Regions from separate parts of the Homo sapiens genome. Here region 2 is linked to region 1. Evidence: chromatin loops called from intact Hi-C (ENCODE). Cell type or tissue: GM12878. All regions are shown on one strand. Links, peaks and the distances in the headings refer to the core of each region. The heading gives the core; the rest is flanking DNA.

The links. Peaks named below come from ENCODE experiments on the same cell type or tissue, not always from the same donor. Only the 100,000 strongest peaks of a DNase experiment are listed, where the experiment ranks them.
Region 2: it touches region 1 in a loop (8-fold over the local background); 2 of 110 quality-filtered maps call a loop at or near these places.

Annotation. Positions count from the first base shown.
Region 1 is chr14:97,301,695-97,311,227 of GRCh38, reverse strand. No RefSeq gene overlaps it. Among named protein-coding and RNA genes, the nearest start is that of LINC02304, 150 kb to the right of the region's middle. RefSeq lists an enhancer at 4,655-4,724. In GM12878, for the core only: no CTCF peak of the experiment used is centred there; DNase peaks (open chromatin) are centred at 4,177 and 4,767; H3K27ac peaks cover 3,965 bases.
Region 2 is chr14:97,438,179-97,447,711 of GRCh38, reverse strand. No RefSeq gene overlaps it. Among named protein-coding and RNA genes, the nearest start is that of LINC02325, 16 kb to the left of the region's middle. RefSeq lists enhancers at 4,899-5,228, 7,138-7,638. In GM12878, for the core only: no CTCF peak of the experiment used is centred there; a DNase peak (open chromatin) is centred at 5,134; H3K27ac peaks cover 1,522 bases.

The DNA.
Region 1 (9,533 bases), core at 1,640-6,639:
AGATATTTACAATAACAGAGCCATTACAACTCAATCAAAAGCTGATTTCAGCCAGAATTATGCAGAATTAAATCTTGCAGGATTCAAATTATTAAAAATCAGAGACTCAATAAAGTGTGGTCTGGAAGTCCCATTTATCAAGGGAGTCGAAGTGCCTCTACAGTTATAGTGACTTTTTCATATATATTCTGCAAGAATTTGCATGCATTTTAAAAGATCAGAGTTTAATTCTTATGGAATTCAAGTAACTATGCTATATTTATAAGGCAATGGAAGCCAGCTCGGAAACTGTTCTCTGTTTCCTTTCTATATCTCACATTTTAAATGCATTGGTTTTTATATCTGGTTCCCACTGAGTAGAAAGATCTGCAATGAGGCCACAAGAATAGAGAGAATACCTTACTCCAATAAAGGCCAAATCAGGGTGCCATAGAGGTAGTTACAGGAAATCCAAAACCATTTATAAAGCTTGTCATGCAACCAACACATCAGAAAACTCCCTCTTTTCCTGTGTTTTATCAAACCAAGACAATTTATTTACTTACTTGTTATATTCCCTCTTTCAGAACATTTCATCTAAATAGACAAAGAGTAAATTTCTAAGAAAATAGGAAGAGAGACAGAGAGATACATGAGAGGGGAGGGGAGGGGAGGGCACAGGACGGGAGGGGAGGGCAGGGGAGGGGAGAGGAGGGGAGAGGATGGGTACATTACCATGAACCTTGATGTCCAGGAATCCAATTCTCTTGACAAACAGCATTTATTTAACATCATTCTGTGCCAAAGACAAAGATGAATAAGGCAAGTTTTGTGCCTGTCAGCCCCTCACAACCTAGTTGGGGTAACTGAAACATGAATAGATATTGGCAGTCTGAGATTAACGGTGACTATACAGATATAAATGAACATTCATATCAGTCAAGAATACAATCAGCTGAAAATTATTAAAAAATGAAGTCTGCCAACAGGCCACCCAGGCATAGGACAGTGACTTGGTACTACCCTAAAGAATCCAGCTGTCTTTCTACCCTCTACTAGGTCATTCTTCATGTGTGAGTTTCCGTTCTCATGCATTTTGCCTCTTGGTTGCAAGAAGGCTGCCTCACCTACAGATCTTCCACCTGCATTCCAGGAAGAAAGAAAGGGGAATGAAAAAGGTCAAAGGAGGGACACCCTGCCAGAAACTCTGTCTGCACCGACAAGAACTCTTGTCACATGATCACCCTTAGCTGCAAGAGGGTCTGAAGAACTCAGTTTTCAATAAAAGGTGAACAAAAAATGGATATTAGATAGACAACCAGCAACGTCTTTCACTGGTCTGTGGAAGCAAGAGAGAGAGGGTCTAGTAAGCTGAAATGTAGGGGAGATAGTATCAAGGAAGGTTTCTGAGAAGATATATTATTGGAGAAGAAGCCATTTCCAGCAGATAAACAGAAAGGGTTTCAAGAGAGGCAGTGCAAGACTAGTATGTTGCTTTAAAGGCACGAGGAGTGCTGGTGTGTTGAGTTCTTGTCACGTGCCAGGCACTGTGCACGCTTCATTACGTTTACTGATTACAGCAGTCCCTGGCCTCCATATTTTACTGATGAAGAAACTAAGGTCTAAAAAAGTTGTGTGATCTGTCCAAAGTCTCATGACTAATGCACAAGCTCTTTAAAGGTGGCCTAACTTCCTAGTCATCCTGGCTAGAATGTGGGAGATAAATTAAAGGGAGATAAACCTGTGCAGGAAGGCAAGATGTGACTCTTTGGCCGGGCGCGGTGGCTCACGCCTGTAATCCCAGCACTGTGGGAGGCCGAGGAGGGTGGATCACGAGATCACGAGATTGAGACCATCCTGGCTAACACAGTGAAACCCCGTCTGTACTAAAAATACAACAAATTAGCCGGTCGTGGTGGCAGGCGCCAGTAGTCCCAGCTACTCGGGAGGCTGAGGCAGGAGAATGGCATGAACCCAGGAGGTGGAGCTTGCAGTGAGCCGAGATCATGCCACTGCACTCCAGCTTGGTGACAGAGTGAGACTCCGTCTCAAAAAAAAAAAAAAGATGTGACTCTTTCCCTGCTGGATTTTTCATTCCATATTTGATAAAAAGTCATGAATACCTGGGCAGCACCAGGGACCATGCTGGATGTGGTGGTACAAAAACAAATGAAATGCAGTCCTGGCCTTAGTGTGGAGACAAACACATTGAAACGTAATTCACAAATTAGGTAACAGGTTATGAAGAACCTGGGGAGTTGCCCAGAGCAGCCCGTGATCAAGGACAGTCATTTTGCTAAGGCTTGCTGCTACGCCCATTCCAGGCACCCACATCCTGACCCCAGGAGACAGTGGGTCCACTGAGTCTTGCTCCTCTTCTCATCTTTAAAGGATGATCTCGGCCAAGCTTTCATGAAAGAGGCAGAGGGAATCAGTGAAACATCCTCAGAAAAATGACCCGAAAGCCTCCAGCAGAACTCCCTATTCAACAATTACAATCCCTCGCTCCCTAGGTTCTAGTCTTTGCTCACCACTCTACCCAAATGCTATTAATGAAACCCTTTCTCTGCTGGGCCTGGGAGCACCTTTCTCTCGGCAATTTTGGTTTTATAAAGAAACCTTTGATTAAGACTTTACCCCTGTGCCAGGTAATGAACCCAACTCTTTATGCATGCAACCTCACTCAAGTGCACCCTGTGTGCGTTATTTTGCACAGGGGTATAGAGCCATACTTTTAAGTAATTCTCAGTCATTCTGACCACAGTTGCTTTAAGTTCAGACTTCTGCTGCTCAGTGTGCACATGGTATTTCTCTAGCCCTGAATCTCTTGGTCCCCCTTTCCACTTTTCTACTAATCCTGAAGATGCTGCCATCAGGGAAACAGGGCTCTTTGCTCCTGGTCTCTGAGAAAGCCCCAGAGCCTCTGCCACTCTGCAGAGACTGCTGATATGTCTGACTTGGCAGGAAGATGGAGTTCTAGCTTGGACCTGAATAAAAGAGCTTTCCAGTGGGGCAGAAGCTATGGACTCAACAATGCTCCTTATGGATCTGTGAGACAGCTCTCGTGGACAGTGTCACAGCTTCACTGCTTAAGGCAATTGCAGGGGGTGCTGTGAGGGGTCAGGGGAATGGAAGGGTCGACATGCCGCTAGCATCCAGCCCAAAGGCATGCACACTGGGTCCTCAGAAAATGCTGCCAATGATGAGACAAAATGATGGCTGAGTGCTTATTTCTCTAGAACCTTCTGAATACATGGCAGTCCCAGCTTATGTGTGTGAGGTCACTGGGAATTCAATACCTGAACATGTTTCCTCCTTCCCTTTGACCACCAGAAAGCTTGAAACCTGTTTTGAGATCGTTCTCTACCAACTTTAGAGAAATACATGTTGAAAAACATGCATTTGTGGTAGCATTATTGCTCTGTTGATATCCTCTCTTCTTCCCCCGGCCCCCACCACGACGCTTCTCCAACCCAATGATTTGGGGCTTGGTCATGTGATTTGCTTTGGCTAATGGAATGTTAGAAGACATACCTTACATAGAGGCCTCTAGGATGTGAGTTAGTTTGGCATTTGAACTCATGCCAAGGGCCAGGAGAACATGCCCTTGGCCACTGGTCCAAGGAGAATGACAGACATGTGACAGTTCTGGACACACCTGAAGCTCAAAGCCAGGCCCAGTCAACCCAAAGCCTGATAACAAGGTAACAAGATCCCTCTCCGCATGCCAGCTGATCTACAAACCAAGGAATAAAACAAATAAATGCTTGGTGAGTGTCACCCACTGAGTTATGGGGTGGCTTGCTATGCAGCTTTATTGTGGCAACACCTAATCCAGAAACTGCTATCTCTGCCTTTCTTACTACACACTCCCATAGTCAGAGCTTTTTGAAGAATCACTGTTTCATTAATTTGTTTGTTTGTTCATTCATTCACTCACTAATTTAATAAATGCTCATTGAAAGTTTACAGCACCCGGCACTGTCCCAGGTGCCGAGGATGAAGCATGAAGAAGGCAGGCAGGGCCTGTTCTTCCAGCGCTTTCTCTCTAGTGGGTTTGCAAGTGGCATCAGCTTCTCTTCCAAGTGCTGCTGACACCTGTCCTCATGAATGTCTTCACTTTCTCATCTCAAATGATTCACTAGATGAGAAAAACAAGCTTTTATCTCACGTGGGTATGAGGAAGGGAGCAGTTCCTCCAGAAAGTCGTGAGAGACTCAGCAAGTCACAATTAAGAAGCGTTGGAAGCTCATTCATTTTGCAAAATAAAAAATCAGTACTGAACTCTGTTGACTTCTCTAAACCTCAGAGAATGAGCCATGGTTACATTCTAGATTCAAAACAATTTCAAGCTCTTTTGTATGAACAGATGACTCATCTAATACCAGAAAGGAAAGGCTAGGTTTATTTCCCAGAATAAAGCATGCAATCTACATTAAGGGCCAGGATTTCATTTGCTGTTGTTTCAAATATACAATTATTAAACATTACTTATAACTTATTAAAGTAGTTCTATCTACGGCATCAGAACCCACACTATAGCTGTTCCAGGCCTTAGGCTTCCACGTAAAGAATCATCTGAACTCTCCAAGATGCAGACCAGGTGTTCAGAGCATGCATGCTGAATAACGAAAGAAAGAATGGTTGACAGTTTCTGAACCCCCTCAGCTGGAAGACAGCAAGCCAGATATCCTCACAACAGATGGGTTTGGGCCAGCAACCCAAAACATATTTGTCAGAATACTTACTCCCCAAGGTGATAAAACAGAATTCTTGAGAAACTCTGAGCTAAGGGAAGTAAAATGGGATTCTCTGCTACAGGACTTATCAGAGGCTTTACTAGACTAACATGCACTGGAGTCCCCCAAAGGGGAACTCTGTGATGTGGTATCCAAATTCACCCAGCCTGGGAAGCTTTTTGCTCATGAAACATAAACTGGGCACTGCTGACTCAGAGCATCCATCCACACCAGCCTGTGTGCTTCTCAGACATCCCAGCATCCCCAGGTCTTCAAGAGTTTAGACAATACCAGAACCCCCTAACCAGCATGTCTATTAAACCCAACTACAATTAAAGGCAACTTGCAATAAAACCTAAAAAACAAAGACTTTCTCTAAAAAAAAAAAAACCTTCTGGATTGTCAAATGTCCTTCAGTAACCTCCACCATGGAACATACATTTTCTAAGCATGCCCCTAAATACACACATAAGGGCTTTGGTTATTTGAAAATAATGTTAAGATATATTTGTGCTTGCAATTGTGAGGTATATTTTTCCCTCCCTTTTTATATGGCAGATTTGGTTAAGGTATACCTATTCTTGTTTTTTAGTGGGTTTGAGTTTTCTATTTTCAAAAACAGCAGGTTAGTAAGAGCCAAGAGCTGTTAATTTTGCACTGGCTTGCCTTATGCACGTATGACATTCCAAAGTTGATGGCTCTTAAACACAGCCCTTCAGGTGACTTCTGTCACATCGAAAGCAGATTCAATTATGAGCTGTATGGTTCCAGTATATTTTGTTGTATTATAATTCTTTGAAAACTGGTAATTCATGCATGGCATATATGAGAACTCTCTATTAACCAGAGTATTTGATTAATGAGCCTGGTGTGTGCTTTCATCATGCTGAGTTACTGACTTTACTCCACCTGGGTGGATGCAATACCAAAACCCATTCAGTTTCCTTGTTTTGTTTTAAAGGATTATAACAGCACCGTACAACAGCAAGAACAAATACCATGGGACCTGGTGACAGAAAACGTGGGCTTCAGCCCAAGTTCTGCAACTGTATTTCCAGGATAATACCTAGTACCCAATAAATGTTCAATAAACTATTATTGGATGGAAGAGTAGATATATTGATACATTTATAAATGAAAAAATATTAGAAATGGAAGAAAGAAGACTTTCTGACTCCCCCTGTCTGTGTTCAGTGTCCCTGTTCTCTATTTTCTTAGGATCCTGTGCAGACCTCTAATAGCATTTGTGACATTACACTGTAAATGTCTTTATTTTTGGCTTCCTCATTGATTGGAGCTCCTTGAGGGAAGGGGCTTTGTTTTAGTCCTCTTTCTTTCTCTAGGATTTCATGGCTTCCAGCCCTTCAGTTAGCATCCGGTAAGTGGTAAGTATTTCTGTTTTCACAATGAACTTGCATTGCTTTAATACAATAAAAAGGAAGTAAAGTTTACATTAACAGTAATAAGAGAGAAGTCCTGATGTTGGGATCTGGGGTGAGAAGACTGGGCAGAGGAGCGTATCAGAGGAAGAGGTCATGGAGATGGCAGTCAAGCCCAAGTAGTAGAAAGAATGGTGTTGCAGTGGTCACAACCAGGGCCAAGGCAAGGGGGAAAGGCCTCAATGTCTACTCTTGACATTTTGACATCTTAGCTCTCCCTACTGCCCTAGGAAGTAGAAGATGAGAATTCACATGTGAATTTGTGCCTAGCACAGTGACAGCAATGTGATCGACACTCTATCACTATTTGTTTTATGAAAGAAGGTCCTTTTATAGAAAGAGACATAGGGTTGATTGCAAAGTCAGCTATTATAGGAACAAAAGGTACAGTCTTGGAAAGAATGTCAAGTAGGAAGGAAAGTACTTCGGTGTCAGAATTCATGTGTGACTTTGGGCAAGTCCCTTGCTCACCCTGAACCTTAGCTTCCACACTTGTAATGAGCGGGTGAAACTAGATGACCTGGAAGATCTCTTTCAAATTGTGTTTTGTGATTCTATGCTTCCAGATATTTCAATGTTGGGATAATGATAAACAATATGCAGACTGTTTACTTCATAATTTTATTCCTTAAGATCTTTCCCAAGGAAATAATTTGACATTCAGACAATGATACCTATGTACAAAGGTGATCATTTTTAATAATAGTGACACAATGGAAACACCCTCTATGTCCAACCAGAAGGAATGGCCAGGAAAAGTATGGCACATATTTATGGTAGACTGTGAAGCCGATCTTAAGATTTATGTTTAAAAAAAGGAGATGCAACATGTAGTACTGAAGAATTTGTATAGTTTAGTCCTCAGAAGTGTGGATTCCAGAGCCCAGTCCCTGCTTGTGGCATGTGTTTCTTGACTCTGTTATTTATTTGCTATTGTGAACTCGAGCAAATTATTCTCCCTCTCTTCACCTAAGTTTTCTCATCTGAAAGTAGGGGAGATAATAGAATCTATCTCCTAGAGTTATTGTAAGAACTGTGTGAAGTAATTTTCATAAAGCATATAGAATAGTATCTGACAGATAGTAATTTATAACTGCTAGCTATTATTATATAAAATATGATTGCAACAGTAACTACTTGGGAAGGAATATTTACTATCTGATTCACAGGTTACATATACTGGAGGAAAAAAAGTAATATGTTAACAGTGATGTTTAGATGGTGGAATATCATAAGATGATTTTAATTTGTTTTCTTCATATTATTATGTATTTTTCTAAAATTTCTGCAATAAACTTGTAAAAATCATAACCAGGAACAAAATAGAAACAAGTGTGATTTTCTTTTAAGTCACTCCATGTGTATACAGGCGATGGTGTGGTGCTTGGACTTCAGTAAGCCTGGAATAGAATCCTACTTTGCCACTTAGAAGCTATGTGGCTTTGGCCATGTCGTAAGTCTCTAAGCCTCAGTTTTCTCAACTAGATATTGGGGGCAGTGGGATAGTATGAGGTAACATATAGGCATATTTCAAGTTCTCAATACATTTTCTTTCATCATAGAGAAATTGTTTGGTTCTCAACATTCTTAAATACTATGGGTGATAAAATGAGTTTTAAGACAGGGCCTCTGTCCCTGAAGATCTTGATATTTCACTGGGAGCCCAGGAATAAGAAACCTAGGCAATGAGAGAAGAATAAAGTCATAGACCGTATTCCAGTATTGTGAGAATTCGGAGATGTAGATCACAGTGGTTCTAGAGTCACCTGGGAGGACTTCATGAAAAAGAAAGGACTTGAAACAGGCTTTAAATAACTTGGATATGGAAGAAATACTACTTAAGATTGTGTTCAGCAGCCAGGCCTGGTGGCTTATGCCTGTAATCCCAGCCCTTTGGGAGACTGAGGCGGGCAGATCACAAGATCAAAAGATAGAGAGTATCCTGGCCAACATGGTGAAAACTTGTCTCTACTAAAAACACAAAAATTACCTGGGCATGGTGGTGCGCGCCTGTAGTCCCAGCTACTCAGGAGGCTGAGGCAGGAGAATCACTTGAACCTGGGAGATGGAGGTTGCAGTGAGCTGAGATCACACCACTGCACTCCAGCCTGGTGACAGAGTGAAACTCCGTCTCAAAAACAAAACAAAACAAAACAAACAAACAAAAACAAACAGAAAAGATTGTGTTCAGCTACCAGAAACAAATTCCTTGCCATAGTGACTTAAACATGCAAAAGTACATTCTTTCATATATGAGAAATCCAGCTGTAAGCCAACCACTAGATCATTGGCTACTAGCTGTTTCTACTGCCATCTTCATATAATGTCACCTTATGGTCCACATGGATGCTGGAACTCCAGCCATCATAGAAGAGTTCCAGGCCCACAGAGAAGAGAATCAGGGGAGCTCATTCCCTCTGAGCTTGAGCCAGTGGCCTTTACATGGCTTTTCTATGTGTCTCCTCAAATATCATTGGCCATATATATTGCAAGAAAGGCTGTAACATGTTGCTTTGTACTCTGGAGGGCAATGTGCCCAGGTAAAAATTGACAGCCTGTTACTAAGAAAGGAGAATCAAAGAGTGGCCTCTGCCACTTGGGAGAAATGCCAGTTCAGGGGAACAACAGGGGTAAAAGCTCTGACACAGGAGGGAGTCAACACGTGGAGGACAACTAGGTATCACACATGTGCCCTGAGGGTCTGTTGGGAAGTTCCAGGAAATACTGCTGGGCTCAGACTCTGCCCATATCATATGCTGTCATCAATGTTGTCAATCCTGCATACCATAGGCTCTTCTTTCTATATATTTTCTGTATTCCCACTCAGCCCTTCCAGGGAGAGTCACCTCTCTCATTTTAAAGATAAGAAAATTGAGGCTCAGGGAGGCTTTGACTTGCTGTAAGAGCTCTACGTGGCCTCTGCTGGCTTTGTGTGCTAATAGCGCCTGTCCCCAACGTGCTACTCCCCCTGCCTTTCACTCCAAATCCAGGGCCATGTCTACACCACTGTAAGTTCCTTCCACACATCCAATGACAGTCTATCAATCTCCAGCAATTTTGTCACCCAGTTAACAGGCTCAAACATGACTGATTGGACAAGGAGAGCTTTTTAAGGAGGAAAAAATAATAATATTTTGGGTCTGTATATGAGAAAGCCTATTTGATAGAGGGGCACAGGTATTAGCAATACATTCATATTCAAACACTGACACCTTTATTCAGCTTTTTATATTCAGAGCATTTGCAGGGCCTGAACTACTGGCAGACACTTCAGATTACTTAACCAGACATAAAATTGAAAGAGGGAAAAAAAATGAATTGAGGCCATGAGTCCCACAGGCATCCTGGGTCTTTCTGTGGATGCAAATGGACTTAT
Region 2 (9,533 bases), core at 2,195-7,194, 140 kb before region 1:
AGAGAATAGGATGAAAATGAGCACAGTTCAAAGGACCTGGGTTTCTAATCCAGTTTGGGGAGGTGGGAAGGAGAAAGGGCAGGGGTGGGAGAGAGAGGGAGACAGGAGAGGCCTGGTGTCGGGAGTGGGGAGAGGAGCCTTGGGGAGACAGAAGCCAAGCATTTAGAAAGATTTTCCATTTCCTCTTTGGATTGCAGACTGGTGCTTCTTCTGAAAGCCACATCATGCTTACCCAGGCCAGAAAAAGGGCCCACTCAATGTAACTGACCTAGAAAGGCAAAGTAAAAGGATTGGCAGGATCAACATGGAAATGCCAAGGATGTAGCTAGTTGTGATTTTTGTGTTCTTCTCTACATTTGTCTGCATTTCCCGGATTTTCTACAATGATGGGCACAATTTGTTTTGTAAACAAGACATACATGGAACTTGTTTTTAAAACCTAACCTCACACAGACCAGATGTCTGTCTTCTTTGACTAAGTCACCCTAACTAAGGGAAAGGGTCACTCTGGGCATCCTGGCTCAAGATGCTAACACCAAACTGCCCCTGTTGGCCTCACAGGCATCTCCTACGAGACTGGCCTTTCTGTCAGATCAGGATCTGAAACACCAGGCTTGTGCATGTGAATAAATGAGTCTATCTGCTCCACCTGAATGGGTCACCACGGATCAAAATCACTCCTGACCCTGAAGAGCATCTGGAGCTATTCTTTCCAAACTGGCTAGACTTCATTTCACACCCTTGCTGAGAAGGAGAAGCCCAAAAAGCCTTCCTTGGTCAAGCCTGGGTTCACTCCTTCTGCACTTGTTCCCTGATCCAACCTGTTGCTGCCTCTGACACACCTGGTCACTCCTTGGCTCGTTCCAACTTGTTCTTTTACCCCTTAAGTTGAAGGAAAAACTCTGTGAAGTATACACAGTGCACCAGGCCCTGTATCAGGAATTTCACCCGCATCAGCTGGTTGAATCTTCTTAACAACATGTAAGGCAGGTATGAAAACCATCATTTTATAGTTGAGGCTGAGTAACAGACCCAAAGTCAGACAGCTAATTAGGTACTGGAGCTCAGATTCAAATACCGCCTTCTTTGGTATGAATACTAATACTGTTTCTACTGACTTGTTATGATAAGTACCAGCAAGTCGTTTTTGAATGAAAGAATAAAATCGGTATGTCCAGACAAGAGGCAGACATTAGCTTGGCCACAATCTTTATGTGACCTGAAGATACATTTGGTGTATCATGCATGGTGTCTTTAAAAGGTTTTAAATAGATTTCTTCCCTTAAACATTTGGAGATCTGGCATCCTAAGCCAGATGTGGGGCTTCTTTTGAAGGAATCAAATCTGGCAACCATGGGTAAGAACCTTCTAGCCTTTGAGGTTGCATCGCTTCCCCTCGTGGCCTGTCTGCAATGTTCACGTGCAATACCTGCCTCGACACTAGGGGTATTTGCAACTGCTTTCTCACTCCTACTCAAATGGTTTTGTTTTTATTTCTATTTCACTTCATTTCAATTCATTCTATCCCCATGAAATATAGTCAAACCAGGGTCTTCTATAGCCCAGTTTTCTCCTGCTTCTGATTGGCTTTCTCATTCATCTGTGAAATTTTCCTGGCTGCCTCATGTAAAGAAGTCATAGCCCCTGGTACGCACCTCTAGGACAGCCTTATAATAACACTGATCCGTTATTGAGGGCCTACAGTGTGATGGTCACTCATTCACAGTTAATCCTCAGCAGGCTCCAGGTGCTTATGGGTAAAGACAGGAGTCACTAGGCAGGCCAGCAGCATGCCTGGCCTGGGCCTTTCCCACTGGGCATCCTGCCACCACCCACACTGTCATGCCACACAAATGTCTGAGTACATGGGCTGGTCTGAGCCCCCAGGAGACCAAGACCTGCTTGAGCACCAGGAAGCCCGATCCGTCTGGGGGTCCCAGTGCCTGGTACTGAGTTTGGTGCATGGTTGGTGCTCCATAAATGCTTATGGATAGAAAGAAAGAAAAAAAGAAAAAGAAAGGAGGGTGGGAGGGAAGGAGACTGAGTGGAGGGAACATTTGCATTGACTGCCCCTGAGTATTCAAAGCAGCACCTGAAGCACACATCCTTGCAGTGGCAGTAAACAAAGGTAGAGAACAGCCCCTGGATGGTGCACGGTGCTTACGTCCCGTTTCCTCCTGCACTGAGTTGACCAGCTGTATGGAGATGACAACGTGGTCACCAGACCCACTTAGACCTGGACCATATTCCCAGAAAAACAGATGCAGTCGGCCACCATGGCATAGCAGCTATTCCGTAACAGATTAGATGCTGGAGTCCTGGAAAGTCGTTCAAGGAAAAGCTATCTCTTTCTTTCCTCTGGAAACATATCATTAGCCTTTAATTTAAGTCAAGGTGGAAGTAGAAGAGGGCAGTCATTGTAGGAAATCTGAGCAGCGATGCTTTAATCCCATTTAGGGACACTTTGAGCAATGACTTATAGATAATGAGAGATTTTAAATTCTTTGGTCAGTCTCTAGCTAAAGGCTTTTTATGGGGGGAAGAATGAGTAATTCAATGCAGATGATCTAGCCTCTTATAAGCTTTTATTAGTGATTTGTTGGACATGGATAACATAAATTTTGCGACCAATCTATTAACAACCTGAATTGGAAGTTGGTTTTCCTGCCCTCCACAGAGCATTTCAGGAACAAGTGTAATAACTGGAGGATCAATAATTCCTATTTAGTATAGTATGCGAGTTAAGTGAACAGGACCGAAGTATTTCTATTTATTGAATATCGTGTCAACAAATTTCCATTTCAAGGATAATAAAACAAGTTACAGCCAATGTCAAGGTTGTTTATCCATACAAAGCATAAACAATATATTTTACTTTAAACAAAAAAGTGCTAATGTTCTTTAAAATAATCCATATTTTGATCCACTCTGCCAAGTAAAAATAATTTTGCATTGAATCTGTCAGCTGTCAAGACACATTATGTCCCATAAAAAGGACAGCAGCTTTGGGAAGAAAAGCACCATAGTAGTAGACCTCCTCGTTTATTGAATGAAGCATGAGATTAGTTTACTCAAGGTATTCATGTAAACATGGACACTTAAAAAATAAATAGAAAAGAAAGAAAGAGCTAAATTTACCAGATGAGGAAGAAACTTAGCTGCAGAGATATTTCTAACTTATAGTCCTCACACACAGTGTGAGAAGTCTGAAAAATGAAATTTTAGTCATTAGAACCTGACAGCTTCCAGTCATAATATGCTGACATGTGTAACGGGAATTAAGAGATTCTACCAGCGGAATGAACGTTCATAATTTTTTTTTGAAGCAAATCATTTATTTCAGCTCCGTGAATCACAGTGCAGCAGCAGATCACCGGACATTTATAAATGGCATAATACAACTTTCTCAGGCTTTGTGTCCTTTCTTAAGTAGATTCCACTTAGAGACACTAATTACTGGTTGAATGGAAGCACTCTCTGTGAGGCAAAGCAAAGGAGGTCTATTCAGAATGAAAATAAGCTTCCAGGGGCTTCCAGAGGGGCTGGGACCACTGAAATTCTGCTCTTTGGTATCTTGCTAAGGTGATTTTGAGTTTTAATTGGTTCACCTTTTCAGGGAAGGACCACAGCCTCCCCCAATTCACTCATCACTAACAGACACTTATAAGTGTTCTGTGCATCACACATTGTCCCAGCTACAGGAGCACCGAGAGGATTACGAGGAGGACTTCTGTCTCATTTAACTCCTTCTGGGGATGAGGAGAAGAAACATTTACACCAGTAAACACTTGGAGCTGACACAACAGGTCAGAGATTGTCTAACACTGGTGAGCAGGAGCCTCACCTGGAATGCCAAGGTCTCGGTATAAGAAAAGGCCCTGGGGTCAGACTGGCTGGGTTCAAGTCCCAGCAACTCCATTAATAAGCTACGTGGCCCTGGCCGAAGAACTTGACCTCTCTATGTCTTACTTTCTTCCTTGGTCAAATGGAATTGATCACTGGGCTTCTTTCTTAGGGCCCTGGTGAGAATGTAATGAGTTGACTGACATACAGGAAATGTTTCTGGCACATGGTGAGTTGTTGGGTCATAGTATTTATTTGCTGGGACAATGGTGGGAGATGACGAGAAACCACCACAGAAGCTGCTAGGGAGGGACCAGGTGGTCCATAGATTATGAAGTCAAAGAGGGTTATTCTTGAGCCTTAAGATCTAATGGAATTTGCTTGGGACCTGTGGCTCCTGTCTTCTTTCTGATTTCTCCCATAGGATATCTATGCTATGCCTGCCCCACCATTGTATTTTGAAAGCAGAGAACTTGTCTGGTTCTATAAGTTTACAGCTGAAGAGGAATTTTGCCTCTGAATAAATCATACCTTGAGTTTCACCCACATCTGATTTAGATGCTATTTAGGTGAGCTTTTGGACTTAGAGTTGATGCTGGAATCAGTTAACACTTTTGAACACGTTGAAATGGAGTCAGTGTATTTTGCACGCAGAAAGGACATGAGTTTTGAAGGGCCAGGGGACACATTATTATGAGCAAATTGTGTCCCTCCACAAAAAAAAAAAAAAAAAAAAAAAAAAAATTCAAATAGAACAAGTCCTCCCAGTACCTCAGAATGTGGCTGTATTTAGAGATCGAATTTGTAAAAGGGTAATTAAGTTAAAAATGAGTCCACCAATCCAATATGACTGGTGTCCTTATAAGAAGAGATCAGGACACAGATACAGAAAGAGGGATAACTGTGGGAAGACACAAGGAGAAGGCGGCCATCTACAAGCTACAGAGAGAGGCCTCAGAAGAGACCAAACCTGTGGATGCCTGGACCTTGGACTTCCAGCCTCCACGACTGTGTGGAAATACATTTCTGTTGTTTAAGCCACCCAGAAAAGTGGAACTTGTTAATGGCAGCCTTAGCAAGTTCATGCAGATTTTTGAAAAGATTCCTCAGATACTTCTGCTGGGCCCCACAGAAGAATCTTGGTTGTTGAGAATCTTGGTTTCATATCATGTCATGCAAAGATCCTGGGAGGGCAGAGAGAAGTAGTTCCGGCCTGTCTCACGCAAACCTCTGAGAGCTGTTGCTTATCCACAGAGTGACCTCAGGTGGCTCAAGTTGCCCCTTTGGGTCTCAGCTTCTTCCCCTGAAAAGGAAGGTGTCAAACAATACCACCCACCACTACAGAGTTTTCCAGCATTGGCTTTCTGTAAAATAAATCAAATGAAGTCCTCCATCTTGGCCTTTCCCCCAGCAGTGGGGTTGCATAGAAAAGAAGACAACAGGTTAGCAAGAAAGATGTGGTTTCTGTGGGCCAAAGATCCCCAGCCTAGATGCTGAGACAGTGGGAGGAGGAGAAGATAAAGATTAAACTAGAAATCACAAACTTAGATCCAGAAATTGCCATGGGGCCCAAGACAGTATTTCACACATCTGAAAATTTTCATCCACCTGTCTATTTGCAGCGTTTTAAAAAAGTGTTTGTTCTGCTGGGCCCTTCTCTGCAGTCACCGGTGATGGGGAGAACACACTGATGTGTCTTCCGGCCCTGACTTGATGAGAAGGCAAAGACAGAACCAGGGGCACACTGCCCTGCATGAAGTAGTGGTGCTTGTGGGGTAGATCAAGTTTTGGGGGGATCTTTGAGCTGGCACTTGACGCCCCAGGGGGAGTTTGGAAACCTGCAGGCAGCAGGAAGGAAGAACCAGGGGGCTGGAGGCCACTTTGGGGTGGAGTTTACTCACTTAGGAGAGGGGAGCAAACTCAGGTATTGCGAATGCGGGTTTTTGGTCACTTAATTTGCATTCTTGCATTCAGTCTCCACCGCAAAGCCCTGAGAGGCGGGTTAAGTCATTTATAGGGTGATTAATTTTCTTGCGAGGGATGTAGGCCTATTCCCAAAGGCCTCACATAATTCAAAACTAGCACAATTCAAGATTAATTCTCTGGAGCAGGAAATGTAAAGTAGGGTTTGCATTAGTTCAAAATCTGTGCGTAAACTAAGATGATTGATACATTATAAATCAAAATTTCAGATTTGCGCTATTCAGATTTGCAAAACACACAACCACACCCTGTACATCTTTTGGGGCCAAGAGAACTGATTAGCAGGTATGAAGATGAACTCTCTATCCTTAAGCACACCTGGGGTCAGTGTGCCCAAACCCAGATCACCTCCCCTGGGAGCTTCTCATGTTCATCTCCCCTCCTGCAAGTGAGGATGCTCTGAAGATCGTTTACCTGTAGTGAGACAGGGCAATTTAGTGGCCAAAGTTTCAGCTCGGACTTCAGACAGACATGGGTTCAAGTCCTAGTTTAGCTGTAATCTTGGGTACATACTTCGCTTTTTTACCTCTTCATCTCATTTCCTGTAAAATAGCAATTATATTCATCACACCCGCTTCAGAGGGGAGCCCGCAGTGTTAAATCAGAAAACAAATCTCAAGCACATACTTTTGTGCCTGGCACATGTATATACTCAATAAATACTAGTGTTGTCTGGCACGGTGGCTCCTGCCTGTAATCCCAGCATTTCAAGAGGCCAAGGAGGGCAGATAGTTTGAGCCGAGGAGGTTGAGGCCAGCCAGCCTGGGCAACATGGCTAAACTCTGTCTCTACAAAAAATACCAAAAATAATTATCCAGGCATGATGGTGGGTCCCTGTAGTCCCAGCTAGCTACTTGGGAGGTTGAGGCTGCTGTGAGCCATGATTGCACCACTGCACTCCAGCCTGGGCAACTGAGTGAGACCGTGTCTCAAAATATAAATAAATAAATAAATAAATAAATAAATAAATAAATAAATAAATTAATAACAAACTATTAGCTGGTATCATTGTTAGTTTAGATATTCCGTGTCTCTCCTCCTTCCCTGATACAATACAGGAGAGCTACCCCTATTAGCATTCCCACTTTATAGGCCAGAAACTCGGGTGTCAGGAGAGACGAAGAGGTTTGCTCAATTTTTATAACTAGAAAGATAATAAGGAGATCAGAATCCAAGCCCACCCAGCTGCAATCTCCATGCACGCCTTCCACTCCAACTCGCTCCTGTTGGAGGGGACCACAGCGCACCAGACTATGATGACTGCAAGGCCACGGAGCAGGACTGGGCCTCTCCAGCCACTGTACTTTCTCATGGCCCTGCTACCTGTGTGACCGGTTAGCACAGATGTGCTTCGTGGACGCTGCTGGCATTTCAATAATGCTGGGATATTATGTGCTGTAAAAACAGGACATCATTGCTTACCAGGGGCTTATAAAAATAATTGCAATCCAGGCTGGCCTCTGTCACTAGTAATTTATCGCATTGCTCCTCTTTTTGTTAATGCAGTTTACACGAGTCAAACGAATTATATGTAAATTGGGGAGCATGTTAGACTTCAAGTCGAGAAGTGATATACATAGGTGTGAATAAGATATTTTCGAATTTTTCAAATCCCAAATGGAGGTGGGTGATATGTTAGTAATCGGAGAGGGTGGTGCTCAGGAATGGGAAGCGGGAGGCCCTCCCTCCAGTCTGAGAAACCAAGGGTGACTCTCCATGCTTCCGGCCCACATGACTGCTGCTGCTGCTGCTGCTGCTACTGCTCCTGCTGGAGGGGCACGTCCCAAAGGTGGCCCGGATTCCAGCTGCCCCTCACTGTCGCCAGACTGATACCAGATCTTTAGCCTGACAGTCAGGGTCCCTCCTCCTGGAGCTCCCGTCTTGCTCCTTGGCATCCTCCAATCAACCTGCTATGCTGCTGTCCTGTGCTGGGCACAACACAGCCTAGATGCCTTTGCTCCTGCCAGCCCCAAGGCCTAAAGCGCCCCTGCTTCCTCTTCAACATGCCTGCATCCTGGGAGTCCTCCTATACCCATTCCCCTCACCTGGGCTGAAACCCACTGTGATCTGTGAGAGCTCCCTTGGCAATGCCATGCTTTCTACCCAAGGGTCTGGAAGTTTCTTGAGTGCTCAGGCTGTGTGTTCACTCCTTCCATCATGGGTTCATTCACTCTTTGATTTGATAAATGATCCTTGAACATCTTCCATGTGCTATACTTTGTATAATCTTCTGAGACCCTGGTTCAAGTTCCCACCCTCACCCTCACCTCACTGTGCAAAGTAAAATGCCTATGGTTAAAAGGAAGGAATGAACAGGAAGAATTACTGTTCATTAAACCCACTTTTAAGCTTCTTATGCTATGCTGGGCCTTCTCTTTGGCCTCACACTCAATTCACCTGATAGTCTTTTGAAACATTACTTCTGCATTTTGTTGCTCAGGAAATTGAAATTGAAGATCAAAGAAAATAAGTAACTGAGATGATGCCACAGAGCAGGGACTCAACTTCAGCCACCCTCGCAACTGTACCATGGTGTTTATTTAATAAAAATCTCAGCTGTGTGCGGTGACTCACATCTGTAATACCAGCACCTTGGGAGGCCAAGCACCTTGGATCACCTGAGGTCAGGAGTTCGAGACCAGCCTGGCTAATATGGTGAAACCCCGTCTCTACTAAAAATACAAAAATTAGCCAGGTGTGGTGGCGTGTGCCTATAGTCCAAGCTACTCAGGAGGCTGAGACAGGAGAATCGCTTGAACCCAGAAGGCGGAGATTACAGTGAGCTGAGATTGCGTCACTGCACTCCAGCCTGGGTGACAGAGCAAGACTCCATCTCAGAAAAAAAAAAAAAAAAGTCTCATAAACCTACCTTTGCAATGAGTGAATGCATGACAGAAGTGCATACACCCACTGAGGACTTAATGAAAGGACATGTGTTCATTTGTATAGGAGATGGAAGGGATGGGCAACATACAAAGATCTGCTTGCAAAAACTGCTAAATAGTTTGGCCAATACATTATAAGCCAGGTCTTCTTGCTGGGCTTTGGAAGATTTAATTGAGAGGTCCCAGGTTGTAGGCCAGTTCAGTGAGTCTCAGACAGTGGTCTTCTCATGTGACTTCTGGATCTCCAATAGTTCCAGGTAGTTCCAGAACACATTTGGGATTCCAGTACAGGAAAATACTATGATCACTCTGGTATTGGGTTCCAAAAAAACTTGTGGCCTCTTTCTTTCTCTCTCTCTCTCTGTCTCTCTCTGTCCCTCTCCTCGTAATGAGCAAAGAGAACTGCCATGCTGTGGGTAGCCTTGTTGGAAATGGACTTATGTCTCTGGCCAAAAACCAGTGAGAACCTGAGGTTCTTGGTCCACTAGTCCACGAGGAACTGAATCTTACCAACAGCCATATGAGTGAGCTTTGAAAAAGAATGTCCCCAGTCGAGCCTTGAAATGATTATAGCCCCAGCAAACACCTTGGCTGTAGCCTTGGGAGAGACCCTGAACTAGAGGCATCCAGCTAAGCCACACCCAGATTCCCAACCCATAAGCACTATCAGATAGAAAATGTGTGCTGTTCGAAGCTGCAAAACTTGGGGATAATTTGTTATGCAGCAGTAGGTAACTAATACATATGTCTAATTCCATGCTTCCAACCATCAAACCAGCAGCTTCAGAGAGCCTTCCCAGTTATTACAACCACTAACCCACC